Linked DNA regions of Homo sapiens: region 1 is linked to region 2. A link is an interaction called in ENCODE POLR2A ChIA-PET data of the cell type or tissue named here. Cell type or tissue: B cell. All regions are shown on one strand. Links, peaks and the distances in the headings refer to the core of each region. The heading gives the core; the rest is flanking DNA. Region 1 overlaps ATP2B4 (ATPase plasma membrane Ca2+ transporting 4). Region 2 overlaps ZBED6 (zinc finger BED-type containing 6).

What was found. Peaks named below come from ENCODE experiments on the same cell type or tissue, not always from the same donor. Only the 100,000 strongest peaks of a DNase experiment are listed, where the experiment ranks them.
Region 1: POLR2A ChIA-PET joins it to region 2 with 8 read pairs; 3 of 35 experiments call an interaction of 5 or more read pairs at or near these places.

Annotation. Positions count from the first base shown.
Region 1 is chr1:203,668,816-203,683,989 of GRCh38, forward strand. It overlaps ATP2B4 (ATPase plasma membrane Ca2+ transporting 4), which reads left to right. Exons shown (of 21, transcript NM_001684.5): 2 at 13,927-14,583. The coding sequence starts at 14,391. Among named protein-coding and RNA genes, the nearest start is that of ATP2B4, 50 kb to the left of the region's middle. In B cell, for the core only: no CTCF peak of the experiment used is centred there; a DNase peak (open chromatin) is centred at 5,396; H3K27ac peaks cover 511 bases.
Region 2 is chr1:203,800,298-203,815,471 of GRCh38, forward strand. ZBED6 (zinc finger BED-type containing 6) reads left to right here. Exons shown (of 17, transcript NM_001395895.1): 1 at 1-2,719. The coding sequence ends at 165. It overlaps ZC3H11A (zinc finger CCCH-type containing 11A), which reads left to right. Exons shown (of 18, transcript NM_001376342.1): 2 at 1,278-2,719. LOC128031836 reads left to right here and starts at 1,797. Exons shown (of 1, transcript NM_001414738.1): 1 at 1,797-1,895. The coding sequence starts at 1,797. The coding sequence ends at 1,895. It also overlaps the pseudogene LOC100420338. RefSeq lists an enhancer at 2,928-3,429. In B cell, for the core only: no CTCF peak of the experiment used is centred there; no DNase peak of the experiment used is centred there; H3K27ac peaks cover 872 bases.

The sequences.
Region 1 (15,174 bases), core at 3,241-11,240, 130 kb before region 2:
ATTAGGCTGTCCCTGGAGATGTGGGAAAAGAGAATGAGAGAGATTGAGAGATTGAAATAGACAGATAGATTGGGGAGAAGGAGGTAGGGGAAGGGATACACATAAGTATGGGATAATAAAGTCAGAAGTTTGGGAATGAGGTATAGAGAAAAATGGGGAGGTGGAAATAGTTTGGTGCTAGGTATTCTTCTTATGATCTTGGTAGCTTAGGGCTTTAGAAATAAAATAATCTAGAAAATATCTTATTTTTTCACTTCCTACAAACCTCCGACCACCATCCCACCATTCTTCCAGGTTTTGCCTTGGAGGTTGAAGTGGTGTTTAAAGTGGTATGTATAGGAGTTTAGAATCAACTGGGTTGTGTTCACCTTTGCCTCTCCCTAGAGAGTAGATGGATTCCTTCAGTGATGGCTCATTCCCCTTCTATCTGCACCAAAACCTCTGTGACTGTGTCCTGCAGATCAAGGGAGATGTGCCATCAACCATTCATTCAGTCTGCCAATTTTAAGGTGCAAAGAATGTGGGCAGATGGAGCAAGTGCTGAAGGAGTGGTGCCTGGGTCTTACTGATTGTCTCTGGAGACTGGATCCCTTTCCAGGACTTTTTTTGGTTGTTGTTTGTTCGTTTGTCTGTTTTTTGAGATGGAGTCTGGCTCTTGTTGCCCAGGCTGGAGTGCGATGGCGTGATCTCGGCTTACCACAACCTCTGCCTCTCAGGTTCAAGCGATTCTCCTACCTCAGCCTCCCGTGTACCTGGGATTACAGGCACGTGCCACCACCCCCTGCTAATTTTTGTATATTTAGTAGAGACGGAGTTTCTCCATATTGGTCAGGCTGGTCTCGAACTCCCGACCTCAGGTGATCTGCCCACCTCAGCCTCCCAAAGCGCTGGGATTACAGGCGTGAGCCACCGTTCCTGGCCCCTTTCTGGGACTTTCATACTTTTCCTTCCCTTGGAAACAGAAGCACACTGGATGGAACAGAGAGAGGTGGCTCATTCATTAATTGCACAGGTTAGGCCAGGCTCTGGAGCTGAGGTTGGGATAGAGAGGTGATGACACAACCTTTCTGCTCACTTGGAAGAAAAATACACAATACTCTCCACTTTCTCTCCCCTGAGAGACTTCCATCAACAATGACCAGCTGGGGCTGAGTCACCTCTTTGCCTGCCCTTTGTCTCTTTCAACAATGAGCCCTGTGTCCATCACTGTGGATGCGAGCCCTTTGGAATAGATGTTCTTTCTAGTCCATGAGTTTTGGAAGCTCACTCTACCTTGGGACACTGAAATATGTCTGCATCTCTCTTTGTCTTTTTATGTATTCCCAAGTAATGGCCACTCGGCTTGAGTTCATACTCTTTTTTATTTTATCTTTTTTTTTTTTAATTGAGTCTCACTGTGTCACCCAGGCTTGGAGTGCAGTGGCACGATCTCAGCTCACTGCAACCTCCATCTTCCCGGTTCAAGTGATTCTCCTGACTCAGCCTCCCAAGTAGCTGGGATTACAGGTGTGTGCCACCACAGGTGGCTAATTTTTGTATTTTTGGTAGAGACGGGGTTTCGCCATGTTGGCCAGACTGGTCTCTAACTCCTGACCTCAGGTGACCCACCTGCCTTGGCCTCCCACAGTGTTGGGATTACAGGCGTGAGCCACTGCGCCCGGCCGAGTTCATACTCTTAACCTAGGAAGAGAAGCACAGCTTATCTGGAACCTTAATTCATAGTTAGTACTTTTCCATCAGCCTACACCCAACAGTCCAGGACTATACCTTTTTCATCTGTGGACTCTTTCCTCACCTCTCCCTTCTCCCTTCCCACCCTATAGGAACTAGGATGCTGATGATAGTTGGTTTGACAGGTTTAGAAGTGATGCCTGCTCTGCTCTTCTGACCTCAAGGTTCTGCCAAGACTGATTTTTATCCCAAGTTCTGATTTCTCCAACAAGAGCTTATGAGCTAACCAGGGCTGTCAGTTAGGACTTTAACCTCTCCTGGGGCACCAGAAGGGTGCTTCCCTGATGGGAGCATCAGTGTCTTCCCCCTTCTCCTGCCCTCTCTCCTCCCCGTGGGGAGTGTTCTCATCTATATCCTTTCTGAGCCATGGTGGCATCTGGGAGACATTCAGTTATCATATGAGATGGGAGGAAATGGAACAGTCTATGCAATTTGCTGTTTTTAACACTGCCCTAACTTTATTTTTATCTGGTTAATGTGTCTGTTGGCAGTAAGAGGTTTTTAATCTCCTAATAAGTGTATACCAATCCAAAAGAAGCTGGAATAAGGTGGGGAGAAGGGGTTGATAAATTCCTGCAGCATCTTTATATTCCAACTAGCTGTTTCTGAAAGGTGACTCTTTCTCTTACTCACATGTTGTTTAGTGATTGACGACCTATAGCATATTTATTAGTCAGTTCACGCTTTCAGCTCAGTTGTGTGTATGTGAGTGTGTGCATGCCTGTGATTAATTACCACATTGACTTGTGACTCCCACTTTCTTGACCTTCATTTTTTTTCTTTATTTTGTTTAGATAAAAAAAATAAGTCTCACTATGTTGCCAAGGCTGATCTCAAACTCCTGAGTTCAAGCAATCCTCCCTCCTCAGCCTCCCAAAGAGCACGATTATAGGCGTGAGCCACCGCACCTGCCTCTCCTGCCCATCTTGAACCACCTATGGCCCTTATTTCTCTTCTTCTTTGCTATTTTATTTTTGGTTGAGGGAGTCAAGGCAGAGGGCCATAGTACTTCCATCGAATAGATGCAGACTGACCTCTGATCACTCCCTAACCCCTCGGCCAAAAACCTTTCCCACGTCTCTGGTGCCCGAGACATATGTGTCTAGGGAGGAATCAGCTGCACTGTTACTCATCCATCAGCATCTGAACCTTGCATGCTGACTCTGTGATGCTGACTAAGGGTCCTCACCACCTTGACTAAAATCTTGGGTCTTGCTATGCAGAAGTAGCCCTTCACCCCAAAGCTAAGGAGAAAGGATTGGATGAAAGTTCTCTGTAGAAGTGGAGGAAACACGTGTCTCCTCAGAGGTACCTCTAGAGGTTGTTCTCTGCAACCCTCCAGCTAGAGTGAGCAGGCTCCTTGCCTGGGTGGCACTGCTACCCACAGAGGGGATGGGGGCTTCGAAGCTCTCCTCCCACGACACCTGGTGAATCCTCCATGTCTTCCTCCCTTGATAGTGGCAGCTGGTGGGGGCTGGGGGGAGGGAGGAGTGCTGCTGTTAGAGCAAGAAGACAAAGTGGCTTTGTCTCTTATCCGTAATATAAGTGCAGGGAGGTGAGAAGACCCTGGGGTTTGGCGTTTCTCCTTGAGGAGCTGAGCCAGAGGCAGGGCTTTGGTTCCTAAGTGATTAGAGGCCTGCATGGCCAGAGGCCGCACCTTCCCTTTTGGAAAGGAGCTCACCCACACTCCTTGCTTCCATCTTCCCCTTCCTGGCTCAAGTCATAGGCTCTATTTTCTGGCTATCCTGTTTTTGTTCCTGAGTAAGTTGCGGTGGCTCTTTTTTTTTTTTTTTTTTTTTTTTTTTTTTTTAAAGCTGATTTAGGGGGTTGGGAAAAGAAAACTTTAAAAGTAAAATAATAAAAAACAGACCACTCTGTCATTACAGGCACATAAATAGCTTTACCGTCGCTGGGCTGCACACTCGCTTTGCCATAGCAACCTAAAGCGACTGTTTATAACAGCTTGTCAACTGGCCTGGAAACCAGCAGCTGCTGCTGGCCGCCCTGGCCTCGGAGCAGTGGGCAGGCGCTCCCTGAGAGGTGTTATGGAGGCGGTGAGCCTGGTGCTTCTTCTGGAACCGTGGGGGATGGCAGGGGAACGGCAGCCTGGGTTCCAGAGGCAACCAGGGGCAGTAATGTTTTGGGAGCCAAAGTGAGCAGCGAATGTCTTTTGTTTTTGTTTTCCCCTCATCTGTGTATGGGCCCCAGCATCGCTCATCTCCTGTGGAGATAGAAGACAGGGCTGGGAGGGGATTTGCTCCACTGGAACCTGAAAGGGGCCTGGGTGTCCCTCTGAACCTCACGAGGTGGCTTGTTTTAACTTTTCGAATAGACCTTGGCTTCTGTTGTAGCCTGTTGAGTGACATCCTCTCAAGTCTGTTTTCTCAAAGACTAAAAAAATGTGGGCTTTTTCAGGGCTCTGTCTGGGAAAGGGGGCTGCCCAGAGATAAATGGAAGCAGAGATCAGCAACCTGGAAGGACTAGCAGAGGGAGAGGGAAGAGTGAAGGAGACACATGGCAAGATCTTCCTGTGCCTTCCCATGTCAGCCTGGAGCTGAAGGGGTTCATGGGAATGCTTTGGAACCTCGCAACATTTTCAAAGTGTGGTCCCCAGACCAGATGCATCAGCTCACCCTGTTAAGGAACTTGTTAGGAGTGCACCTTCCCAGGCCCCACCTCCGTTCTTGTGCACCAGAAACTCAGGAGTTGGCAGGGAGGGGCCCAATAGGTTTGCCCCAGTTCTCCAGAGGATCCTAGTGCTCACTCTGGGTTTGAGAACCACAGCTCTAAAACATTACTCAAGTGCAAGGAAGCATGATCAGTTCGCTTTCCAAAGGCCTAGGCTGACTGAATGGATCCTGTCTGTGCAATATGTGAACAAGGAAGAATAAAACAGGCGCAGAGGGGTGGCAGGTTATTAGCGATCATTCCTGGCCACCTTTTTTAATAAGCACTGTCTTTTCAGCATGGAGCCCTCGCTGATTTGCCTGTGACTTCCAGGAAATAAGCCCAGAGAAGGCTGGAATAGGTAAAGCGGGGATGGGAGGTTCTCTGTACTCTGTACAGGTGAGACTGTCAGAGTGGAGAAAGGGAATGGGAGCAGCCAGGCCTGATGACCAGTATGGGACATGCTGACTAGTATCTGGGCCACACAGGAATGTTGTTTTAAGTCCTCTCCTGCTGAGCGTCTGGGGACAGAGCAGCTGCCCCTGGTGCTCCCTTTTGGTGGATGAGATGTGGCCTCCTCAGTCTGTGGCCAGGCAACTTCTTCCCCCTTGTCCTGAGGACTCCACCAGATCCTGAGGCCTGGGAACAACCAGGTCCCGACCCGGTAGCCCAGGGAGATGACCCCTCTCCATAAGCATGACATGATTCTGCTGAAATTCGTTTCTAAAAATAACCTAGGATCCGATCCAGCTGCTAAAAAGCCCCTTTGTTCCCTTGAAACCAAAATATGGAAAGCCACAGCAGCCCCAAGAAAGACAGTCTGTGTAGTCCAAGAGAGTGCATATACGAAATACTTGAATGCTGCTGCCGGAGGGCTGCGTCCTGTCTGTGGCCTAGAAGCTTCCTGCCGCAGCTCTGAGGAGTGAGTAGCAGTTATCGTTGCTAACCCTTATCCTGAGTGAACGGGGTCAGGAGAGGCTGCCAGTACCCCTTTTGTTAAACAGACCTTCCAGATGGCATTGTCACTTCCACCTGAAGGTGGCTCTTGTCCTCCTTAAACAACTGAAGGAAATGGTGAGCGCTGCTGTTTCATCCTCTACATTTTTTTGAGCTCTAGCTTGCTGTGAACACCCCTACCTCCACCCCATACATCCTCTGAGTCACTGGAGGACACAGAGGTGACCCAGGCCAGTGTGACTCACACAATTTGAAAGAGGTTGGCTTTCCCAAGGCTCTGGGCCTAAGGGACTGCCCTTTCTCATCTTGATAATTTTTTTTGAGATGGAGTTTTACTCTGTTACCCAGGCTGGAATGCAGTGGCACGATCTCAGCTCACTGCAACCTCTGCCTCCAAGGTTCAAGTGATTCTCCTGTCTCAGCCTTCTGTGCAGCTGGGATCACAGGCGTGCAACACCACACCTGGCTTTTTTTTTTTTTTTTTTTTTTTTTTTTTTTTTTTCTGAGATGGGGTCTCACTGTGTCTCCCAGGCTGGAGTGCAATGGCACAGTCTTGGCTCACTGCAACCTCCATCTCCCGGGTTCAAGCAACTCTTCTGCCTCAGCCTCCTGAGTAGCTGGGACTACAGGCACGTGCCACCACACCTGGCTAATTTTTTGTATTTTTAGTAGAGACGGGGTTTCACCATGTTAGCCAGGATGGAATTTTTATATTTTTAGTAGAGACGGGGTTTCGCCATGTTGGCCAGGCTGGTCTCAAACTCCTGACCTCAGGTGATCTGCCCACCTTGGCCTCCCAAAGTGCTGGGATTACAGGCATGAGCCACTGCGCCTGGCCTCATCTTAATAATACTGATGCCATTTCAAGATGGAGCCAGTGGCCAGGGGTCAGGGGGACAGCCGTGCCCTCCCAGGCACATTCCTGCTTCCTCCCACCACACTGTTTCCCTACCCATGCCCTGGAGCTTTCTGTCTTCATCTTGGTGGTTCTTAAAACCTGTGACATGGGTTGGATCTTAGCAGACCAGGTGATCAGGATCAGGCTGTCAACCTTGGGTCAATTCTTGGTATCGCTGTTTGGAGAAAGCTTTTGTCATCTATGGGTCCTACCTTCTCCCTGCCTTCTGAAGGCATCTGACCAGAACTGGTAAGTTTTGCCACCATTATCACTGCACAGCATATCCTAGACAACACAGCCACTCCAAGACTGAGAGGTATTTTATTTTTATTTTTTGGATCTCAGATCACCACAGATAATGTTCCAGTGAACATCCTTGCACATGCCCCCTCCAGGCCCTGGATGAGGATTTCTTTGGAAGATGTAGCCAGGACTAGATGACTGGGTCCACAGCATGCATAGATGTAGTTTGACCAAAAAGCACCAAGTGATTCTGGGGAGGAGGGATGAATTCTGGATTCCTGAGACCCAGGGGCTACGAGTGACACGTTTTCTCCGATTAGATGCTTTGACTCTAGTACTACCTTTTTTGGTGGAATTGAAGAAGGTGCTGTCAGAGTAGCAGACTTGGAGAGGGGGAAGTAAGTGAGGGAGGCCCGTGGATACCACCTCCTAACCAGGAAGTGGCGTTCTATCTTCAGAAAGAGAGAACTGAGCCTGCGAGTGACATCCTCTCAAGTCTGTTTTCTCAAAAACTAAAAGGATGTGGGCTTTCCTTGGGTCTCTGGGAAAGGGGGCTGTCCTGAGATGACTGGAAGCAGAGACTAGCAACCTGGAAGGACTATAGGGGGGAGAGGGAAGAGCAAAGGAGACATGAACCAGAACCCAGAACTTCAGGAAGGGAGTACCCCACCCCCAGGAGGCTAAGTTCTAGGGGCTAGCTGAAAATTAGCATCAGATTCCCTGACCAGGCCATGGTATACTATCCCATGGTGAGGCCAGAGGCCTGGCTTGGTGTGCCCGCCCTCACCTGGCTTCCTGGCTTGGGTGTGGCTGTCGGATGATGATGACAAGTGGTCCCACCCGCCACCTGAACTTTAGCCAACACCTGCTGCCTCTGACCTTGTTCCCATGCCTCCAAAGGGCCTCAGTAGGCTGAAGGAGGGCATGTGCTCTAGTCTGCTTCTGCAAACCAGTTGGCATTTAAGGAGCAATTAGGGCAGGGCAGACATGGGGAGGGGAGGAAGAACCCGGGATTGTGATGAGGATGGCTGCCAGACCTGAGGGATTGGAAGTGGCCAGGGTGAACTAGAATCTGGGTCATGGAAATAAGGAGCCTGTGATAAGGAGGCGGGCAGAACAGCCTCTGCCTGAGATTCACACCTCCGGAGAGAAGGGCTAGCCAGGGATGTTTTAGGCTAGGCAGCCTACCATGGTCAGGTTCTTGCCAGCTTTCTTGATAGGGCACTGTCCTTTGGAAGCGTAAGAGTGCCAGAGAGAAGGAGTAGAGCTTAAACCCCCCAAGGTGGTGCACAGGAAACAGCCCTGCTGGAAACAAGAGAGAGAATGCAGAGCAGGTTCTCCCTCTGTGCTTCTCCCAGATCACCAGGGGGAGCAAGGCCAAGAGCATGAGACGACTGAGTGGAGGAAGCCCTCATCCCCACCACTGGGCTCTCCAGGCAGGAATTGGATATGCTTGGACTCACAGCAATCTAGAGCCCAGTGCTTTCTGGCTTGGGGTGGGGGTGGGGTGAGGGGAGGGGAGGACAAGGGGGAAGGGAGGGTGTCTGCTCCCAAAAAGCTTTGAGTCTATCCCTATGCCTTCCCAGAAAGTTTACAAGAGGTAGATATTTCCCTGACCTATTTCAGTGCCTTTAGGAGTCAGGAACAAGGGACAGATGGGTTTATGTGAGCCTTCTCATCAAGGTTTAGGAAGTAAGCTCATAGTTTGTTTACATTTTTTTTATATCATTGTTCTTGCACTTGAGGCAAGTTGGCTTTGAATTCAGATTAGGGCACAAATCTGGCTCTCTGAATCTATATTTCCCTGCTATAAGAAGGAGAGGTCCTTCTTATAGGGTTGTTGGTGAGAATTCAATGAAACAGTGTATGTAAGAATGATAATAGCTACAGTGTGTGGACCAGCCACTATGCCAGGCACTACATAATACATAGGGGTATGTACATAATTTCTAATTTTCATATGAAGTACCTAGTATGACTCCTAGCACATGGTAGGTGCTCAACAAATATTTTTTTCCCAACCTTCCCACCTCTCCCAATCCCACATCCCTGTTCCTGAGTATAGGGAGAAGTAGAGCCTCGCTTGGAATGAGGGAGACTGACTCTAGGTCAGAAAAAAGACTACGGGTTTTCTGAGGGACTCCTAAAGCAGGTTTTGTTTGTTTGTTTCTGAAGCAGAGTCTCGCTGTCACCCAGGCGGGAGTGCAGTGGCACGATCTTGGCTCACTGTAGCCTCTGCCTCCCAGGTTCAAGTGATTCTCCTGTCTCAGCCTCCCAAGTAGTTGGGATTACAGGCATTCACCACCATGCCCAGCTAATTTTTTCTGTTTTTAGTAGAGACAGGGTTTCACCTTGTTGGCCAGGCTAGTCTCAAACTCCTGACCTCAGGTGATCCGCCCACCTCGGCCTCCCAAAGTGCTGGGATTACAAGCATGAGCCACCGCACCCGGCCCTGAAGCAGGTTTTATATTGTAGCTGGGTGCATTCTAAAGTGGGACCAGGCTGCTTCCCCTCTCCAGAGGTCTTCCCTTCCTCACTCATCAAGTCCTGCCTGGCAGTGATGCTGGCACCCCTGCCAGAGTATCTCCAAGTGCTACCGGCTTGCTCCTGAGCAGAGGCTCTCAGCCCATCGGGGAAGGACAGAGTAGGGCAGGGCAGGGAAGTGTCTGCTCCACTGAGCAGCCCCTGCCTGTAGCCCAGAAGCCAGAGTTGACCAGAGCCTCTTATTATTCCAGGCAGGTCTGTCTGCAGTGCTGCAGCAGCCTGAAGCCCTAGCCCCGGGCCCCTCCTGTTTCCTTTCTCCCATTTTTATGCATCACATCACATTCAATAGGAGCATTTAGTAGCGGGGAGACTCAGGGGGTGAGTTCCTTTCATATTTTCAAATATACCCTACTCTATAACCTATACAAGGTATCACTCTTTTTCCTCATAGTTTGGGGATGTATTTCTTCTTTAGCAGCCTGGGAAAGCTAAAAGTAAAAGATTCCTTGGACAAAATTGGAGGAAAGTGTGTCTGACTAGTGTTTACACTTTGGTGACTTAGGTTCTTGTCTCTGGCAGCTCCTCATTTCTAGAGGCTTTTTTTTTTTTTTTTTTTTGAAGTCAGGGTCCCACTTGGTTTGCCCAGGCTGAAACTAAGTGATATGAACACAGCTCACTGCACACTGCAGCTTCCACCTCCCAGGCTCAAATGACCCTCCCACCTCAGCCTCCCAACTTGCTAGGACCACAGGTGTGCGCCATCATGCCCAGCTAATTTTTGTATTTTTTGTAGAGACAGGGTTTCACCGTGTTACCTAGGCTGGTATCGAACTCCTGAGTTCAAGCGATTCTCCCGCCTCAGCCTTCCAAAGTGCTGGGATTACAGGCAGGAGCCACGGCACCTGGCAGATGCCTGCCTTTTAAAGGGCCTCTTAGAAGCTTGCCAGAAAATGAGGAGGTTTAGGCTCAAGAGAAGGAGCAAAGTGTAACAAAAAGAGCACCAGGCAGTCAAGACCACTGACTTGCTAAGACCAAACCACTTTTTTATCTCCCTGTACCTTTGTATCTTCATCTGTAAGGTGGGGGTCACAGCTGTCCTAACTAGAATTGATATGACCAATGCTTTCACACGTCATCTACAAATTATAGAACAGATGTTATAGGAATTTAGGAGGAAAAAAGTAAAATGTCTTAATGATCATGTAAAGCATTATGATTTCTTGCCCTAGGAGGAAGAGATGAGAGAGTTAGCTCTTCTATCCTATCATCTCTTAGGCTTGCAAAATATTAGAAAAGAGGAGGGAGCACATACCTTACCGAGAATGCCCCAAGCCGAATGACTAACCCTTACCTGAAAAGAGGTAGTACCTTTCAGGTGTCTGAGCAGTTCATTTGATGCTGAGGTGGTGTGAGCACCTTCAGATTATTCTTTGGCAGTTGCCTAATCAGATTAGGGGCCAGGCAAGCTCAGCAGTTGCAGAGAACTCATACTCCGGAGAGTTCAAAACTCAGACAGAAGTGGGGACGTCATGATATGTTTCCTAGTATTATAGCGATCCCACCTTAAACCTCAGGCCCCAACTCTGCACTGCCCTTTTGACTTTGTGCCAGCAGCTTAGCGCTTGACCTACTCTGTGTTTCTCTAGATAAGCCTGAGGCAAACAAATCTTTTCATTCTTTTCCACATGTGTTCTTCAGCCCCATGTGTTCTAATCTTATGCGACCTTTTCCATCAGTTGCCTATGGAAGTGGAAGAATCTCTCCGCTTTGGTACTGTGAAAAGAGGTTCAAAGTAAGGAAGGAATTCTGCCAGGCGCAGTAGTTCACGCCTCTAATCCTAGCACTTTGGGAGGCCGAGGGGGGTGGATCACAAGGTCAAGAGATCGAGACCATCCTGGCCAACATGGTGAAATCCCATCTCTACTAAAATACAAAAATTAGCTGGGCATGGTGGCATGCGACTGTAGTCTCAGCTACTTGGGAGACTGAGGCAGGAGAATCACTTGAACCCAGGAGGCAGAGGTTGCAATGAGCTGAGATTGCGCCACTGCACTCCAGCCTGGCAACAGAGCGAGGCTCCATCTCAAAAACAAACAAACAAAAAAAACACAAAATATTAGCTGGGCATGGTGGCAGGTGCCTATGATCCCAGTTACTCAGGAAGCTGAGGCGGGAGAATCACTTGAACCTGGGAGGCGGAGGTTGCAGTGAGCCAAGATCGCACGACTGCATTCCGGCCTGGGTGACAGAGTGAGACTCTTTCTCAAAAAAAAAAAAAAAAAAAAGGAAGGAATTCTGACTCAGACTGTCTTTTCTAATTCTCAAGAGACCCAAGACCCTATATGCTGGTGGTTATTGCTAATGGTTATAACCTAGCTAATGGTTATTGTTAATGAAGCTGCCTTAGAATTTTCCATTCTTTTGGTGGGGTGGGGGTTCCCTGGCAAGGAAAGATGGAAGGGCACATGGAGCTTATTGTTCTTCTTCTACTTAAAGGGCTTAATAACAAAAGTTCATTAAGATCAAATTAGGCGGCTGGGCGCGGTGGCTCATGCCTGAATCCCAGCACTTTGGGAGGCCGAGGCGTGCGGATCACGAGGTCAGGAGACCAAGACCATCCTGGCTAACACGGTGAAACCCCGTCTCCACTAAAAATACAAAAAATTAGCCGGGTGTGGTGGTGGGCGCCTGTGGTCCCAGCCACTCGGGAGGCTGAGGCAGGAGAATGGCGTGAACCCGGGAGGTGGAGCTTGCCGTGAGCTGAGATCGCGCCACTGCACTCCAGCCTGGGCGACAGAGTGAGACTCCGTCTCAAAAAAAAAAGAAAAAAAAGATCAAATTAGGCTTTCTCCCATCACTTAAGTGTCCTATTCCAGACACTGGATACCTTTCATCTAAGATTTCCAAGCACTATTTCTATAATTCCATTCCTTTATCACTTTCTTAGGGTGGTGCGAAAAGACAGGGCCCATTCTCTACCCAACTAAAGGTGGAAGGAACTGAGTCCTGAGAAGGCTAAGTAACATCCCTGTCTTCATGAAGCAAACATTGTAGTGGGTGAAGACAGAAAAGGTAAAATCCTCTGATTCCTAGTTCAACACTCTATCAGCATTGTTCCCAACATCCTCTTGAAAGGTTAAGGAGTTCTACTTAAGGGTCAAGTTGGGTTTCTTGCTACTTTAGCCCTTCCCACTTCTTCCAGGCTTGGAGGAGAAGCTGAACTGGGGTGAAAACTCTGTGGTCCTGCCTGTGCCTATACCAGTCTGAATGAAGGGAGTTTGACACATTGCCTCAGGTTCTTTGTGGATCTTCTTGTTTCCCAGATAAGAAGGGAGTACGATATTTTAAAAACAAATAGAGCCCTGCTTTCTTAACTCTTTGTAAGTCAGAGTAGTGCTAAAAATCTATGTGGCGAGGAGGACGCAAAGGGCAAATTGGGAGAGGGAGGAGTATAAATCAACCTGCATCCCTGTGGAAGCTTCTGGGAAGAGGATTGTCAGGAATCGGCAAAGACTTTGGCTACATGTGACTTTGGAGGAGATCATTGATAAAAGAATCAAGTCCCTTATCTGATGGTTCTTGTGCTTCTTTGTTCACCTTCTAGAAGTAAGTGTGGCATCTATTTATTACAGAGAGGTTGGCCAGAGCTCCTTGCCACCCCCTGGTAACTGAAGTCGTCAGTGGGGACTACGTAACCGGGGCTGGGGTCCCATGTTCTGGTGCTGTGCTAAGAGTCCCTTCACATTTAAAAGGCTGATGTGTGGCAGTGACACCTGTCAGTGGCATGACACACAGCGGCCCCACTCTGAAACTGAGAAGGGGCCTCAGGATAAGTTCTCTTCCCACCTTCAGCCCTCCGTTTTGTCACCTACACCACACCCCCTAGTTAGCATGCGTGAGAGGTAATGCATCTTTCTGAGGGGAGAAATGCTGGCCTCTCTCTGGTGCCTTTATTGAGCTGATGTGAGACTCTGGTGCTCACTCACAGGCTAGCTTGTCTCCCTTGCTAACCTTGCTGTGGCCCTATCCTCTATCTGAATTGAGAGGTATCTTACCGCTCCCACTCCAGAGAAACTTTAATGCTCAGGCTTCAAACTCCCTATCTTTCCTCCTCAGAGGTCCTTCTGTCCCCTTTACTAGAAAAAAAAAAAAGTTCACCCTGCGTCACCAACTGCCAAAGCATTTTACTCTCCTCTTCTCCCCAAAAGCCTCTTGGAGGAGGGTGGAGCTTAGCCTCAGAACAAAACTTGGTGCCGGCCAGGTTGACACCTGCACGGGCTGCAGAATTTCCGTACACCTGGAGGCTGAGTACTCTAACGGGCTTTGGAGGATTTTGACATCTTCTATCAAGTTGTCATTTCCATACACCTGGAGGCTGAGTACTCTAAGGGGCTTTGGAAGATTTTGACATCTTCTATCAAGTTGTCTTCCTTGTGTGTAAATGTGTGTGTTGGGAGTGGGAAGAGTGTGGGTTGTGGGAGAGGAAGGCAGACTGACAGGCCACCCTTCAGATCACTTAGATCTGAACTCCTTTTTCTGACCTCTTCTCATCTTTTATAGATAAGGTCAGACTAAAGGATCCTGTCACAGGTCCCTCAAATAGACAGGGAAAACATTAGAGCCATCAGAGGTCGTAACCATTTATTTCCAAGTTTCTGAAGCTGTGGGTTTTATGTTGCTTGGTTGGGAGAGGTGAGACGTGAAGACTCGGGTATTGAAATTACTCCTCTACATTGGAGTTTACAGGCTGCAGGGGCCTCCCAGGAAGGAACGGGCCTCTCTTGAGTCAGCTCTCTAAGCTCAGGCCTAGCTATCAGTTCAGCTCAGATCTCAACTGTCACTTAAACCCTTGTGCTTAGACTGGGTACCTCTTGCCCTTGCAGATGCTGGATACTTATGGCTGCTCTAATGGTTTCTTTTTGTCTATCTTTGAACCTTTATTCCAGAGATCCAGTTGTCATCGGTATCCAGGAAGCTCTCCTCTTCCTCCTCCTGACGTCTACTACTACAGTTGCTGGTTGTTGCTAAGGTTGCTGCCATGGTAACATGCACATCCTGTTTACACCTTCATCTGGGCAAGTTGGTCTAAGCTAGGAACCTACCTACCCTGGACAACTACTATCATCACCACCTGGGGACACCAATCATCGTGACACGGAGTCCACCTTCCACTCAGTTCCCCCATCCTCTTCCTCCTCTCGCTGCCAGACTTCATACGGAAGAAAGGATCTAGACTTCGGACGGCTACTCGGGAGCTTATTGCACAAGATATATTCAATCTATTCCCTCACTGGGCCCCCAGAGAAGCAAGAAGTAGGAAGAAGTTGAGACAGGGAGGCAGGAGACACTGGTCAGTTGAAGGGAAACGCTACATCTTCTCTGGTTGAGGGGCTTGGTAACAGCAGGCAAAATGACGAACCCATCAGACCGTGTCTTGCCTGCCAACTCGATGGCCGAGAGCCGTGAAGGGGACTTTGGCTGCACAGTAATGGAACTGAGGAAGCTCATGGAGCTGCGTTCAAGGGATGCACTGACCCAGATTAATGTCCACTATGGAGGTGTACAGAATCTCTGCAGTAGACTGAAAACCTCCCCTGTGGAAGGTAAAGGCCATATCAGGGGTGGGGAGTTGGAGGAAGGTGGCTAGTGTTTCAAAATATTGTTTTCCCAGCTTCTAGAGAAGGCACATTTCTGGAGGCCCAGCTGGTATATTTTTGTCTGGTGGGAAAGGTATGGCATCTGAAGCACTGAAAGGAGGGCAGGCCATGAAGAACTGTATCTTTCCCAGAGATGATGTTTAGAAAGTGTGCTATTCTCTAAAGATTATTCTTTTCTCCTTTTTCTTTTCTTTCTTTCTTCTTCTTTTGTTTCTTTTTTTTTTTTTTTTTTTTTTGGTGAGACAGGGTCCTGCTCTTTTACCCAGGCTGGAGTGCAGTGGCGTGATCATGGCTCACTGCAGCCTCAACCTCCTGGGCTGAAGCCATCTTCCTACCTCAGTCTGCTGGGTAGCTAGGACCACAGGTGTGTGCCATCACACCCAGCTAGCTTTTTAGATTTTTTTGTAGAGTTGAGGTCTCAGTATCTTGCCTAGACTCATCTCAAACTCCTGGACTTAAGTGATTCTTCCACCTTGGCCTCCCAAAGTGTTGGGATTACAGGCACAGTGAGCCACTGCTCCTGACCCCTCTTTTCTC
Region 2 (15,174 bases), core at 3,808-11,807:
CATCCAAAACAGATCATGAGCCTGGACTTTGACAATATAGAACAACTGATGTTTCTGAAAATGAACTTGAAAAATGTTAACTACGATTATTCTACGTTGGTTCTGAGCTGGGATCCTGAGCAGAATGAAGTTGTTCAAAGCAGTGAAAAAGAAATACTGCCTTAATTTCTTTTTCTCCATTTAAAATGGGCAACTTTTTGCTGTGTTACTGTATCTTAATAGCTGTAGTTGTTAAATATAATCATTATCTTTATAAACACATCTGGGGAAACCTGAAATCACACAAGGGCTGAAAATTCCTCAGAGGCAATATAATTTTGATAAAATGAAGATTAAAGATTTCATAGCTATAACTGTGGCGCTAGCACTTGAAAATTTTGCTTATACCAATGAGAGAGAAGATATTTTTAATTAAAAAAAATATAGTGCAGCATTGAAAGGCCTTAGGCTTTCTTCCTGGTAGATTGAACTAGTAATTGGTTTTAAGTAAAACTTCCCCCACCATGGGAAATTTTATTGCTCTGAAATCAACGAAATGAGAAAAAAGTACACTGGCTGGCATTCCTCCTGCCCCTGTTTTTCTGTTTCCTTAAAAACCCTGATGCTTAATTACAACTTGGCAAAAAGAAAACCCGTGAAATTGTTTTATATTTGGAAATTTCTAATTGCCTCCTCATACTGGTCAGCTTTATAATTTCAAATTGTTGAGTGTGATAGTGTTACCCTTTAGAATTGGATCTTATATAAAAGGGAAATATTAGAAAACAATTAGGAAAATATACTTTTAGTCTTTGAAATGCCTGTTTTAACCTTTATAAAATATTATAAAAATAGATTGTGTAGGTACTTTCAAATAATTTATGGGTAAAAACAGACTAAAATGTTTGCAAGAATTGGAAAAGGTTGAATGGGAATTGTAATGAGAGCCCTTTGAACATGCTTGGAAAAACCCAGTAGACATTTCCCAAAGATTGTTTCTGTAATTTTAGGTAATCTTTTTAAAAACATACTTAATGACCCATTATACTGTATTAACTGTGCGGTTGTTTTGGCCACTGAATTCTTAATGAAAACTAAGCAGTCGGTATTTTTATGTGTTAGGAATCATTGGTGAAATGAGTGAATTGATCTCATTTTAAGATCCCTTTCTACTCTGAAAGTATGTTTCTGAGATTGAGTAGGAGGCCAGAAAATGATGACTTTTAGTAAAAGTCTATTAAAAGTTTCAGACTGAATAACTAATGTGAGATCCCAATTTTTCCTTTTTTTCATTTTAGATTTGGGGATATTCCCTGCCCAAAAAATTCCTGGAAAATTGACTAGTATTAAGTGTGAGTAAAAGGTGTCCACTTTTTTTTAAGTTTTGATTTTAGTTTTGTCTTGGATAGTATTTGGCAAGATTTAGCCTAGAAATTATGTAGTATTTATTACATAAGAATCAAAATTGCTTTGTTACTGGGCTGGTTTCAAAGTTTAGAACTCATTTCTATGTATCAAAATCGGGTTTTTTTTGGTTTTGATTTTTTTTTTTTTTAAATTCTTAAATGGTAAATATGCCATTGTGAAATGAAATCTCAACTCCAAAAGTTTACCCTTTTACTAACTGGAGTAAATGTATACTTACAAAGTCTTTAGCTGTAGCCATTAGTAGTAAAGAATTTGGACCTAGGCTGCGTAAGCAAGCCTTTCCAGGGCCACTATTTAATGGCAAACCAGTGATACTGGTGTTGATACAAAATAAGAAATAAATTTTCCCTTAGATAAAGCTTTCTGTGTTTTGACAGTGCCAGTTTAGAATGGCTATAATGCTGCTCTGCCTTCTACAGCTTGCTGCACCACTCTGTAGTTACTCTATTACCATACGTTTCTATCTTTTTTGGTTAAACACTCCCTGATGACGATGATGGATATATATACATACATCCATATTATACATAATGATATATGTGTAAGGATTTACCTTCGTCTTTATTTTGTGGGCTGGGCAAAATTTAGTGTAACAATAACTTCATGATACTTTGGTATAAGAGTAAGTTCTTTATTTTTATAATGAACCCAAATCTAAAGTCTTTTATAGTGCATTTTAAAAGGGGAAACTTATCCAAATGTTATATTTCTATACATTTTTGTGTATATGTGTGTGTGTATAAGCCAGTTAGTATATATCTGTATGTATATTATATACATAAAACACTATATTTTTACATACAAGTATGCTTTTATTATACAGATAATAAAGATGGGGGAAGGTTTCTGTTTTTTTCTTAATAGGTGAAGAAATCTTGAAGACCAGAAATTGGATCTTACTGAAAAACTGATGTTTTTTTGTTTTTTTTTTAAATTATATTGTTCAGCTATGGAAGATGGAGTTTTTTTTCATGATCCTTTAACTCTCAAGTTCATCTTTAAATGAACTCTTTTTTTTTGTTTTTTTTTTGTTTTGTTTTGTTTTGTTTTTGAGGAGATAACTAACCCTAGCTGTCTCCAGTCTGACAAAGGTTATTTGAATGGACTTAATCTCCCAGTAGTTGGGAGATGTTTTAAAAACACATGCTGTGTTTGAATTGTGGCTGAGAGGTTTTCTTGGCAATGTGAGGAGGAAATTTTTTTCTGCCTCATTATTATTAATTCATGGATTGAGTGTTGGTTCGACCTACAGGCGTAATAGATTGGAACTCAGTGAAGACACAGATGTTCCTGTTCAGAGCAACCAGCTAATGTAAGTGGGGAAGCAGGCATTTTTCGCATGAAAGGAGTGAACATTCTTGTCATTTAAGGCATAATTTTCATGGATCAGTAAGAAATTAAAAGGCCATTGTTCAGACATTTTTGCTTGTACATAATTGTTTACAAATTTTTAGTTTTGGGATGGAAACATATTTTTTTCTTTCTTTTCTTTTTTTCTTTTTTGGAGACGGAGTTTTACTCTTGTCCCCTAGGCTGGAGTGCAATGGTGCCATCTTGGCTCACTGCAACCTCCTCCTCCCAGGTTCAAGCAGTTCTCCTGCCTCAGCCTCCTGGGTAGCTGGGATTACAGATGTGCACCACTACACCGGATAATTTTTGTATTATTAGTGGAGATGAAGTTTCACCATCTTGGCCAGGCTGGTCTGGAATTCCTGACCTCAGGTGATCCACCAGCCTCAGCCTCCCAAAGTGCTGGGATTACAGGCATGAGCCACCGCCTCTGGCCCATAGTTTTTCTTTCTTTGTTTTGATAATATATGTACATTGTAAAAAAGGTAAAAACAGCATAGCCAAAGTGAAATCTTCCTGTAATTCCATCTCCTTGGAGAAAAGCACTGGGTTATTTTGTTTCGTTTTGAAACAGGGTCTTGTGCTCTGTCACTGAGGCTGGAGTGCAGTGGCATGATCATAGCTCACTGCAACGTCAAACCCCTGGGCTTAAGAGATCCTATTGCCGAAGCCTCCTGAGTAGCTGGAACTACAGGTGTGCCCCACTGTACCTGGCTACTTTTTAAAACCTTTTGTAGAGATGGAGTTGCTCTGTGTTGCCCAGGCTGTTCTCAAACTCCTGGGTTCAAGCAGTCTTCCTGCCTTGGCCAACCAGTGTTGGGATTACAGGTGTGAGCCACCATGCCTGGCCTCCCATTCCTTTTTAAATAATGATTCTAGATGATTTTATAATCAAGTTCCAGTAATAAACTCTAATTGGGATTTTGACTTGAATTACATTCGATGTGTGCATTATTTTTTGGGGAGAAGTAATTTCTTTAATCCTCTATTTATTCATTATCCAGGTCTTCTGTGCCTTAGTAGTTTCATAGTGTTTTGGTTTTGTTTTTAATTTAATGTGGGTCTTGCATACTTCTTCATTTTCTTCCTGTATATGTGTTTTTTTTTTTTTTTTTGAGACAGAGTCTCGCTCTGTCGCCCAGGCTGGAGTGCAGTGGCGTGATCTCGATTCACTGCAAACTCCGCCTCCCGGGTTCACGCCATTCTCCTGCCTCAGCCTCCCGAGTAGCTGGGACTACAGGCACCCGCCACCTCGCCTGGCTAACTTTTTTGTATTTTTAGTAGAGACGGGGTTTCACCGTGTTAGACAGGATGGTCTCCATCTCCTGACCTCGTGATCCGCCCGCCTCGGCCTCCCAAAGTGCTAGGATTACAAGCATGAGCCACCACGCCCGGCCCTTCCTGTATATCTTTTTATTGTGAATGGTCTCTTCCTGTATATCTTTTTACTGTGAGTGGTACTCTGCCATCATCTGAATGATTATTGCTGGTATGAAGGAAATTTACTGCTTCTTGTAGATCTTACATTTTTATTATTTTCAATTTGTTTTAGTTGATAGATTTTCTAGTTTGCAAGCATGTAATCTGCAGGTTCTGGATTTTTTTCTTTTTTGCCTCATCTTTTTTTTTTTTTTTGATATGGAGTATTGCTCTCGTTGCCTAGGCTGGAGTGCAATGGTGCTGTCTTGGCTCATTGCAACCTCTGCCTTCCAGGTTCAAGTGATTCTTCTGTCTCAGCCTCCCAAGTAGCTGAGATTACAGGCGCATGCCACCATGCCCGGCTGATTTTTGTATTTTTAGTAGAGATGGGGTTTCATCATATTGGCCAGGCTGGTCTCAAACTCCTGACCTCAGGTGATCTGCCCAACTCGGCCTCCTAAAGTGCTGGGATTACAGGCGTGAGCTATTGTGCCCGGCCTGTCTCGTCTTTTTAATATATGTTTGTAATTTATGCCTTTTTTTCCTTTTGAAAAAATTGAGTAAATAAATGTCCTATTCATCAAATATCAAGAAATATTCATTATTGATTTCAAGATGTAGTATTAAGGAAACCACAGAATCAAAATACCCACTTCTGATACAGTAGTGATTTTTTTTTTTTTTTTTGAGACAGAGTCTTGCTCTGTCGCCCAGGCTGTGGGGTGATCTTGGCTCACTGGACCTCCGCCTCCTGGGTTCAAGCAATTCTCCTGCTTCAGTCTCCCGAGAGTAGGACTACAGGCGCCCGCCACCACACCCGGCTAATTTTTTGTATTTTTAGTAGAGATGGGGTTTCACCATGTTGGCCAGGCTGGTCTCGAACTTCTGACCTTGTGATCTGCCTGCCTCAGCCTTTCAAAGTGCTGGGATTACAGGTGTGAGCCACCGCGCCCTGCCAGAATCAAGTTTTAGTACAAAGAAAGCATTTCCCAAGCAATGAGTCTCAAAGGAAAAAAATAGAAGAGCAATGTAATTAAACTTTCCTTCAAAGAAAGGACAGAAACGTATCTGTTACGGTAAATTTGGAAAGATCAGTATTTCATAGTCCCATAATATGTTTTACATGATGTACTTAAATGCAAATGTATGAAGCAGGGATCTGTGGCAATCCAAATTCATCCACCAGAACTCCATCCTTGTTTTTGTGACAGTGGGAACACCTTCTGGAATTGCAGGTGCAGATGCTGGCTCATCTAAATAGAACTCTTGGTCAGCCACAAGCTCATCACCCAGTGTATCCAACTCTGCTTCTAGGTTGTCTTCATCTAATTCTGGGCCGCCATAACTGCGACTCAGTGCTTCTTGGATTTCATTTGCATCTTCCATCATGTCCACTAGCTGGTCTTGTAAATTCTCAATCTGGTCAGTTTTCACTTGCTTGTCTACCTTCATTTCCTTTGCTCCCAGTTTCATAGCATCAACCGTGGTCTTGGTATCCTTCAATGACTGGATGGTGTAATTAACTTGTTTCATGTTGAATGACTCTTGGGTGCGATTGTCCTGCTGCTGCTCATACATCCGCTTTTGTTTTAAAACTCGCAAGGCTTTCTGCGTAATCATATTCTTTGTAGGACCCCCTCTCATCTTGATCTGGTCCTTATACTTCACTAGCTCAGCATCCAATCTAGAAATCTTGTCAGTGGATTCTGCCCTGCTGTCCACCATGCCAATGCAGTCATTCAGGCTGGGCAGCGGAGCCTTAATTTCACTTTCCTGAAGAATCAGTTTATCTTGAGTGGCTGTAAAGGAACCCATACACCTTTTTTTCTTTTTCCTTTTTTTTTTTGAGACGGAGTCTCGCTCTGTCACTAGGCTGGAGTTCAAGTGGCATAATCTTGGCTCACTGCAGCCTCTGCCTTCCGGGTTCAAGCGATTCTCCTGCCTCAGCCTGCTGAGTAGCTGGGATTATAGGCATCTGCCATCATGCCCGGCTAATTTTTGTATTTTTTAATAGAGATTAGGTTTCACCATGTTGGCCAGGCTGGTCTTGAGCTCCTGGACTCAAGTGATCAGCCCACCTAGGCCTCCCAAAGTGCTGGGATTATAGGCATGAGCCACCGTGCCCGGCCTAACACCTTTTTTTCTTAATGCATATACTAGAACATCTGGAACAGTGTTGAAAGATGGTGAAGACTGTTGAATGGGTGTCCTTTTTTCGCTTATCTTGAGTTAGTTTACCTCTAGTGTTTTACCATATTGCATATGCTGATGATTTCTGGTGATTATGTGCATTTATGCTAGGAAGTACCTTACAATTTACCAAGTTTTTGTTGAGTGGATATTGCACCTCAGGTTCCTTTTTTTTTTTTTTTTTGCTATTTTACTTGATAAAGACTACTTCAAGTACTTTTCTTCACTTTTTAACCATTTTTTCTTTTTTGAAGTCTTTCAAAAATTACTACAGGATTTTTTTTGTTTTTTACCCCTTTTACTCTAGTAAATATAATGAGTTTCCTAATGTTAACCCATTCCTAGTCCCAGAATAAACCTTTTTGATTATGTAGTGTTATTTATTTTATTTCAATTTTTATTTAGAGATGGGGTCTCATTGTGTTGCCCAGGCTGGTCTCAAACTCCTAGCCTCAAGTCAGTAATCCTCCCAAAGCTCCGGGATTACAGGCATGAGCTACCATTCCTGACCATGTTACTATTTTAATATACAGCTGGTTCAATTTGCTAATGCTTTATTTAGGATTTTTTATCTGTGTCATAAATCAGATGTCCAAAGCAGCTGTTTTAAACATTTTTAAAATTTTTATTTATTTATTTAGAGACAGTGTCTTGCTCTTTTGCCCAGGTTGGAATACAGTGATGTGATCATAGCTCAGTGCAACCTCAAACTCCTGGGCTCAAGGCTTCCTCCAGCGTCAGCCCCCTGAGTAGCTGGGATTACAAATGTGACTCACTATGCCTGGCTATTGGTAAAAATATTATGACTGTTTTTTGGGTTTGTAATATATGTGACACAAAGTTTTGTTTTGTCTTACTGTTTTTTTTTTGTTGGTTTTTTAGAGATAGAGTCTCGCTCTGCCTCCCAGGCTGGAGTGCAGTGATGTGATCATAGCTCACTGCAGTCTCAAACTCCTGGGCTCAAGTGATCCTTCCAGCTCAGCCTCCCAAGTAGCTAGGACCACAGATGTATGGACCATGCCCAGCTAAATTTTTTTTTCTTTTGGGAGAGAGACATGGTCTCACTATGTTGCCCAGGCTTATTTATTTATTTTTTGAGAGAGGGTCTTGCTCTGTTGCGCAGACCAGAGTGCAGTGGGGCAGTCACGGCTCACTGCAGCCTCGACCTCTTGGGCTCAAGCAATCCTTCTGCCTCAGCGTCCCAAGTAGCTGGGAGTAAAGACATGTGCCACCATACCTGGCTAATTTTTTAATTTAGTGTAGAAACTAGGTCTCATTATGTTGCCCAGGCTGGTCTTGAACTCCTGGGTTCAAGCAGTCCTCCTGTCTCGGCCTCTCAAAGTGCTGGCATTACGGATGTGAGCCACCATGCCTGGCCTGTTTTGTTTTTTTTCTACTTTTATTGAGTACTTTTTTGTAAGTTCTTTTTCTTAAGTTAGAATATTTTCTTGAGTATTTTTCAAAAGTATAAGTACATAGGTGATATACTTTTTGAGAATTTTTGTATCTAAAAACTTCTAAGTTCTGAGCTATTTGTGAAATGTAGTTTGAAATTCTAAACTTAAAGGTCATAATCTCCTTTACATTCTGGATGAATAGCATTTTGTCTTTTGGCATTTAGAGATTCAGATGAGAAGTCTAATAATGTCAAGTCTGATTTTCTTTCCTTTGTTGTCAATCTGATTTTTCCTGAAAGTTTGTATGATTTTGTCTTTACCATTGGAATTCAAAAATTTTACCATGTCTGTGTATAGCAGAGATGTCTTTAAAGAAAAGTTCTGCCTGGCATTTGATGATCCCCTTTAATGTAAAGACTCAAGTCCATCAAATTTAAGGAAATGTTCTTATATTGTTTCTTTCATAATCTCTACAAATTCCATTCCTTTTTAGGATTTCTATTTATAGAAATTGAGTTTTCTGGAATTATTTTCATTTCATATACAATTTCCCTCTTAGTGACATATGTTGGCATTTTTGGTTTGGATTCGTGGAGATGTCGTGTCAGTAATCTCTTGTAATTCAGTTATTATGTTTTTCATCAGTGTTTATTCTGTTCTTTCCTCTACTGAAATCTATTTTTGAAGGTAGGGGCTGGAAATTAGAGTCTTCATCTTCGTCGTCGTCATCGCCATCTTCTTCTTTTTTTTCTTCATTATTATCATTATTTTATATATTTATTTTCTTGAGAAGGCGTTTTTCTGTTGTTGCCCAGGATGGAGTGCAATGGCACAATCTTGGCTCACTGCAACCTCCACCTCCCGGGTTCAGGTGATTCTCCTGCCTCAGCCTCCCAAGTAGCTGGGATTACAGGCATTCGCCACCACGCCCAGCTAATTTTGTATTTTTAGTAGAGACAGGATTTCACCATGTTGGTCAAGCTGGTCTCGAACTCCTGACCTCAGGTGATCCACCTGTCTCGGCCTCCCAAAGTGCTAGGATTACAGGCATGAGCCACCACACCCAGCCTGAGTTTTCTTATTATTTTTGAAGCTTTGTTTTCTTCTCACTGTTTTTTTTTTTTTTTTTTTTTGAGATGGAGTCTTGCTTTGTCTCCCAGGCTGGAGTGCAGTGGCATGATCTTGGCTCACTGCAACCTCCGCCTCCAGGGTTCAAGCGATTCTTCTGCCTCAGCCTCCCGAGTAACTGGGACAACAGGCGCACACTACCGTGCCCGGCTAATTTTTTATATTTTTAGTAGAGGCGGTGTTTCACCATATTGGCCAGGCTGGTCTCAAACTCCTGACCTCGTGATCCGCCCATCTCCGAAATCCCAGGTTGCTGGGATTACAGGCCTGAGCCACCGCACCCAGCCCCACTCTTTTTTCATAGTGGTATGTTCATTTGTAGCAATGCTATATCCTTTAAAACTTGCTGAGAGCATGAAGATTTTAAAATAATATGTCCTTTTTCCTACATTAACTTCTAGAGAGTGGGTTGAGAAAGGTCCCATTATTTTTCTTGGCTTCATATTTTCAAACGGTTATTTTCTGTTGAAAAGTAACCAGGTTAACCGGGTGCGGTGGCTCACGGCTGTAATCCTAGCACTTTGTGAGGCTGAGATGGGCAGATCACTTGAGGTCAGGAGTTCGAGACCAATCTGGCCAACATGGTGAAACCCCGTCTCTACTAAAAATACAAAAATTAGCCAGGCATGGTGGCAGGCGCCTGTAATTCCAGCTACTCGGGAGGGTGAGGCAGGAGAATTGCTTGAACCCAGGAGGTGGAGGTTGCAGTAAGTCAAGATCACGCAACTGCACTCCAGGTTTGGGCAACAGAGCGAGACTCTCTCAAAAATAACAAAACTAAACAAAAAAAAGTAACTGGGTTTTTCTTGGCAACCTAGATACTTTTTTTTTCCTTTTAAACTTAAGAAATTTATGGATGTGCATCTTTGTTTTGTGTTTTTGCATGGGATAGTATTGATTATAAAGTCATTGGAGCATCATTTAAAAGCTGGAGTGGTGTTTTTTTTGTTTTTGTTTTTTGTTTTTTTTTTAAGAGATGAGGTCTGTCTGTTGCCCAGGCTGTTCTTGAACTCCTGGTCTCAAGTGATCCTCTTGCCTTGGTCTCTCAAAGTGTTAGGATTATAGGCATGAGCCACTGCACCTGGCCTTGCCGTTTTCTTGAATGGCAATTATATTTGTTTTTATCCTAGTGAAAGTTACAGAAGCTTAGTGTATAAAGATGATATATAAAGAAACTTTTCTTTTTTTCTTTATCTCTTATTTCCTTTTTCTTGTTTTACATTGTAGCTGTTAGGTTTTTTTTTTTTTTGAGACAGAGTCTCACTCTGTCGCCCAGGCTAGAGTGCAGTGGCGCGATCTCAGCTCACTGCAACCTGCACCTCTGGGGTTCACACCATTCTCCTGCCTCAGCCTCCAGAGTAGCTGGGACCACAGGCGCCCACCACCACGCCCAGCTAATTTTTTGTATTTTTAGTAGAGATGGGGTTTCACAGTGTCAGCCAGGATGGTCTCGATCTCCTGACCTCGTGATCCACCCGCCTCGGACTCCCAAAATGCTGGGAATACAGGCGTGAGCCACCGCGCCCGGCCAGCTCTTAGATCTGACGAAGGAGTTTTTTCTGTTGAAACATTAGTAAGGGAGTGTTATCTACTCAGGATTCCATTTCTCCACACTCTGCCCAACTTTGAGGGCTCTTTGCAGAAAATGATTTGAAAATTAGTTGTGGGCCAGACGCTCACGCCTGTAATCCCAGCACTTTGAGAGGTTGAGGCGGGCAGATGACCTGAGGTCAGGAGTTTCACACCAGCCTGGCCACTATGGTGAAACTCCATCTCTACTAAAAATACAAAAAAAAAAAAAAATTAGCAGGGTATGGTGGTAGGCGCCTGTAATCCCAGTTACTTGGGAGGCTGAGGCAAGAGAATCGCTTGAAACCAGAAGGTGGAGGTTGCAATGAGCCGAGATTGCGCCACTGCACTCCAGCAGCCTGGGTAGAAGAGTGAAACTCTGTCACAAAAAAAAAAAAAAAAAAGCCAAGTGTGGTGGTGGGCACCTGTAATTCCAGCTACTTGGGAGGCTGAGGCAGGCGACTCACTTGAACCCAGGAGGTGGAGGTTGCAGTCAGCTGAGGTCGTGCCATTGCACTTCAGCCTGGGCAACAAGAGCAAAACTCGAAACTCCGTCTCCAGATAAATAAATAAATAAAATTAGTTGCCAAAAAATTGTAAATTCTGCTGTGTCTTTGCATTTCATAGCTACCATTTCATTGTTTCAATTACTTTGTTGCTGGTCTTTCTAAAACCGGTAACAGTTTCAAATATGTTCTTTGGAATATTGATTTTGTGAGTGAGATTGACCTCTAAGCCTTTTATTCCCCTTAAAAACTTTTTTTTTCTGGAGGCAGAATCTTGCTCTGTTGCCTAGTCTGGAGTGCAGTGGCAAGATTGTGGCTCACTGCAACCTCTGCCCCCTGGATTCAAGCGATTCTTGTACATTAGCCTCCCGAGTAGCTGAGACTACAGTTGTGGGCTACCACGCCTGGCTAATTTTTTGTATTTTCAGTAGAGATGGGATTTTGCCATGTTGGCCAGGCTGGTCTTGAACTCTTGACCTCAAATGACTTTTTTTATTATTAAACTTTTTCCTTTGTTGCATATATGTCTGAAAAGTATTCAGATAGCTTTGTCTTTTTCTTTTTTTTTTTTTTTAGACAGGTCTCACTGTCACCCAGGCTGGAGTGCAGTAGTGTGATCTTGGTTCACTGCAACCTCCACCTCCTGTGTTCAAGTGATTCTCACACCTCAGCCTCCTGAGTAGCTGGGACTATAGATGTGTGCCACCATGCTTGGCTAATTTTTATATTTTTTGATAGAGACGAGGTTTCACCATGTTGGCCAGGCTGGTCTTGAACTACTGACCTCAAGTGATCCACCCACCTCGGCCTCCCAAAGTGCTGGGATTACATGTATGAGTCACCACACTGGGCCTTAACTTTCATTTTAAATTCAGGGGTACATGTGCAGGATGTGCAGGTTTGTTACACAGGTAAATGTGTGTCGTGGGGGTTTGTTGTACAGATTATTTCATCACCCAGGTATTAAGCCTAGTATCTATTAGTTGTTTTTCCTGATCCTCTCCCTCCTCCCACCTTCTACCTTCTGATAGGCTCCAGTGTTTGTTGTTCCCCTCTATGTGTCCAAGTGTTCTCAGCATTTAGCTCCCACTTATAAGTGAGAACATGCTGTATTTGGTTTCCTGTTTCTGCATTAGTTTGCTAAGGATAATAGCCTCTGGCTCCATTCATGTCCCTGCAAAGGACATGATTTTGTTCCTTTTTATTGGATGCATACTATTCCATGTTTTGTGTTTTTTTCAGACTTCTGTCTTGTTGCTTCCCATCCTCACCAGCATTTAGTGCTTTCAGTATTTTGGATTTTAGCCATTCTAAATTTTTTTTTTTTTTTTTTTTTGAGACGGAGTCTCACTCTGTTGCCCAGGCTGGAGTATAGTGGCATGATCTCGGCTCACTGCAGCCTCTGCCTCCTAGGTTCAAACGATTCTCCTGTTTTTGCCTCCTGAGTAGCTGGGATTACAGGTGTGTGCTACCACGGCCAGCTAATTTTTGTATTTTTAGTAGAGATGGGGTCTCACCATGTTTGCCAAGCTCGTCTTGAACTCCTGACCTCAGATGACCCACCTGCCTCGGCCTCCCAAAGTGCTGGGATTACAAGTGTGAGCCACTGTGCCCAAATGGATTTTAGCCATTAGAAAAGGAATTTGCAATCCCTAATGATGCATGATGTTGGGCAAGATTTCAAATGCTTATTTTCCATCTGTATACCTTCTTTGGTGAGGTACCTGTTCAGATCTTTTGCCTTTTTGAATTGGGGAGTTGTTTTCTTATTTTTGAGTTTCAAGAGTTATATATTTTGTATATCAGACCTTATCAGTTATGTTTTGCAAATATTTTCTCCCAGCCTGTGGCTTTTTCATTCTTTCTTAAGCTTCTTAACAGAGCTTTCACAGAGCAGACCTTTTTAATTTTAATGAACTCCAATTTAATGTTTTTTTGTTTTTTGTTTTTTGTTTTTTTTTGGATGGAGTTTTGCTCTTGTTGCCTAGGCTGGAGTGCAGTGGTGTGATCTCAGCTCACTGCAACCTCCGCCTCCCAGGTTCAAGCAATTCTCTTGCCTCAGCCTCCTCAGTAGCTGGGATCACAGGCATTCACCACCATGCCTGGCTAAATTTTAATGGTTTTTATTGAAAACCAATTTATTGGTTTTCTTTTGTATTTAAGTTGTTATCCATGTTATTTTTTGTGAAAAGTATAAAGTCTGTGTCTAAAATTATTTTTTTATATGTGGATATCCATTTGTTCCAGTAACATATGTTGAAAAGACTATCCTTTTCCCCTTTGTCAAAGGTCATTTGACTATGCTTGTTATCTGTATTAGTTCCTAGGACTTCCATAACAAAGTATCACAAACTGGGTAGCTACAGAAGTTTGTTGTCTCACAATTCTGAAGGTGAGATGTCTAAAATGTTTTCAGCAGGGCCATTCTCCCTCTGAAGCCTGTAGAGGAATGATCCTTACCCATTCTGGCTTCTGGTGTTTGTTGGCAATCCTTGGCATTCCTTGGTTTGTAGATGCATCACTCCAGCCACATGGTCATCTTCTCCTTGTGTGTCTTCTCATCACATTCCCTCTGTACATGTCTGTCTCTTTCATTTTAAGCTGGCAACATTTTTTGCTAAGATGGTTGCCTGAATCTAGTCACACACCTAATCTCCAACAAACTGTTGCCCACCCATACCCTTTTCTCTACAGAGCATACATTCTTGTTTTTTTTTTTTGCAATATGGATAGAGTGAGAATTTTCTAAATTTTCAAGTTCAGATTCTTTATTCCTTTTTGCTTCATAGTTCTTGCCTCAATATGTCTCTCTCCTTGCATTTCACTGTAAGCAGCAGGAAAAGCCCAGGCTGTTCCTTCCACACTTTGCTTAGAAATCTCCTCAGCTAAAACCCAAGTTCATTGCTTCCAGGTTCTGCCTTCTGCCCAACACAACCCAATTCTAAGTTCTCTGCCACTTTTTAACAGGAATAACCTTTCCGGCCAGGCGCTGGCTCACACCTGTAATCCCAGCACTTTGGGAGGCTGAGGTGGGAGGATCATCTGAGGTCAGAAGTTCAAGACCAGCCTGGCCAACATGGCGAAACCCTGTCTCTACTAAAAATACAAAAATTAGCCATATGTGGTGGTGCAAGCCTGTAATTCCAGCTACTTGGGAGACTGAGGCGGGAGAATTGCTTGAACCTGGGAGGCAGAGGTTGCAGTGAGCCAAGATGGCACCATTGCATTCCAGCCTGGGTGACAGAGCAAGACTCCATCTCAAAGAAAAAAAAAAGAATAACCTTTCCTCCAGTTTCCAATAACACGATCCTAATTTCTGACTGAAACCTCACCATAAGTACCTTAAGTACCTTTAACGTTCATATGCTTTAGCAGCAGTTTCTTCTAGGCCTTTTCTATCAAGTACCTCAAAAGTCTTCCAGCCTCCACCTATGACCCAATAACAAAGCTGCTTACATATTTTTAGATTTTTTTGTTTTTGGTTTTTTACAGCAGCATTCACTTTCTGGTATGAAACTCTAATGGCTGTATATTGTCACATTACATGAATATACCGTAATTTTTTTAAATCATTTGTTTATTTTTGAGATAGAGTCTCACTCTGTTGTCCAGGATGGAGTGCAGTGCATGATCTCGGCTCACTGCAACCTCCACCTCCCGGGTTCAAGAAGTTTCCCTACCTTAGGCTCCTGAGTAGCTGGGACTACAGGTGTGTGCCACCACACCTGGGTAATTTTTGTATTTTTAGTAGAGATGGGGTTTCGCCATGTTGTCCAGGCTGTTCTCAAACTCCTGACCTCAAGTGATCCACCAGCTTCCACCTCCCAAAGTGCTGGGATTACAGGCATGAGCCACCGTGCCTGGCCATATATCATAATTTTTAAAAATAGTCTCCAGTTTTTGAACAGTTAGGTTTCTAGATGTTATTTCATTATTTTCTTCCTTTTCTTTTCTTTTTTTTTTTTTTTTGAGACAGTGTCTCGCTCTGTTGCCCAAGCTGGAGTGCAGTGGCGCAATGTCAGCTCACTGCAACCTCTGCCTCCTGGGTTCAAGTGATTCTTGTGCCTCAGCTCCCCCGTGTAGCTGGGATCACAGGAGTGTGCCACCACACCCAGCTTTTTTTTTTTTTTTTTTTTTAAGAGATGGGGTTTTGCCATGTTGTCCAGGCTGGTCTCGAACTCCTGGACTCAAGCGATCTGCCCACCTTG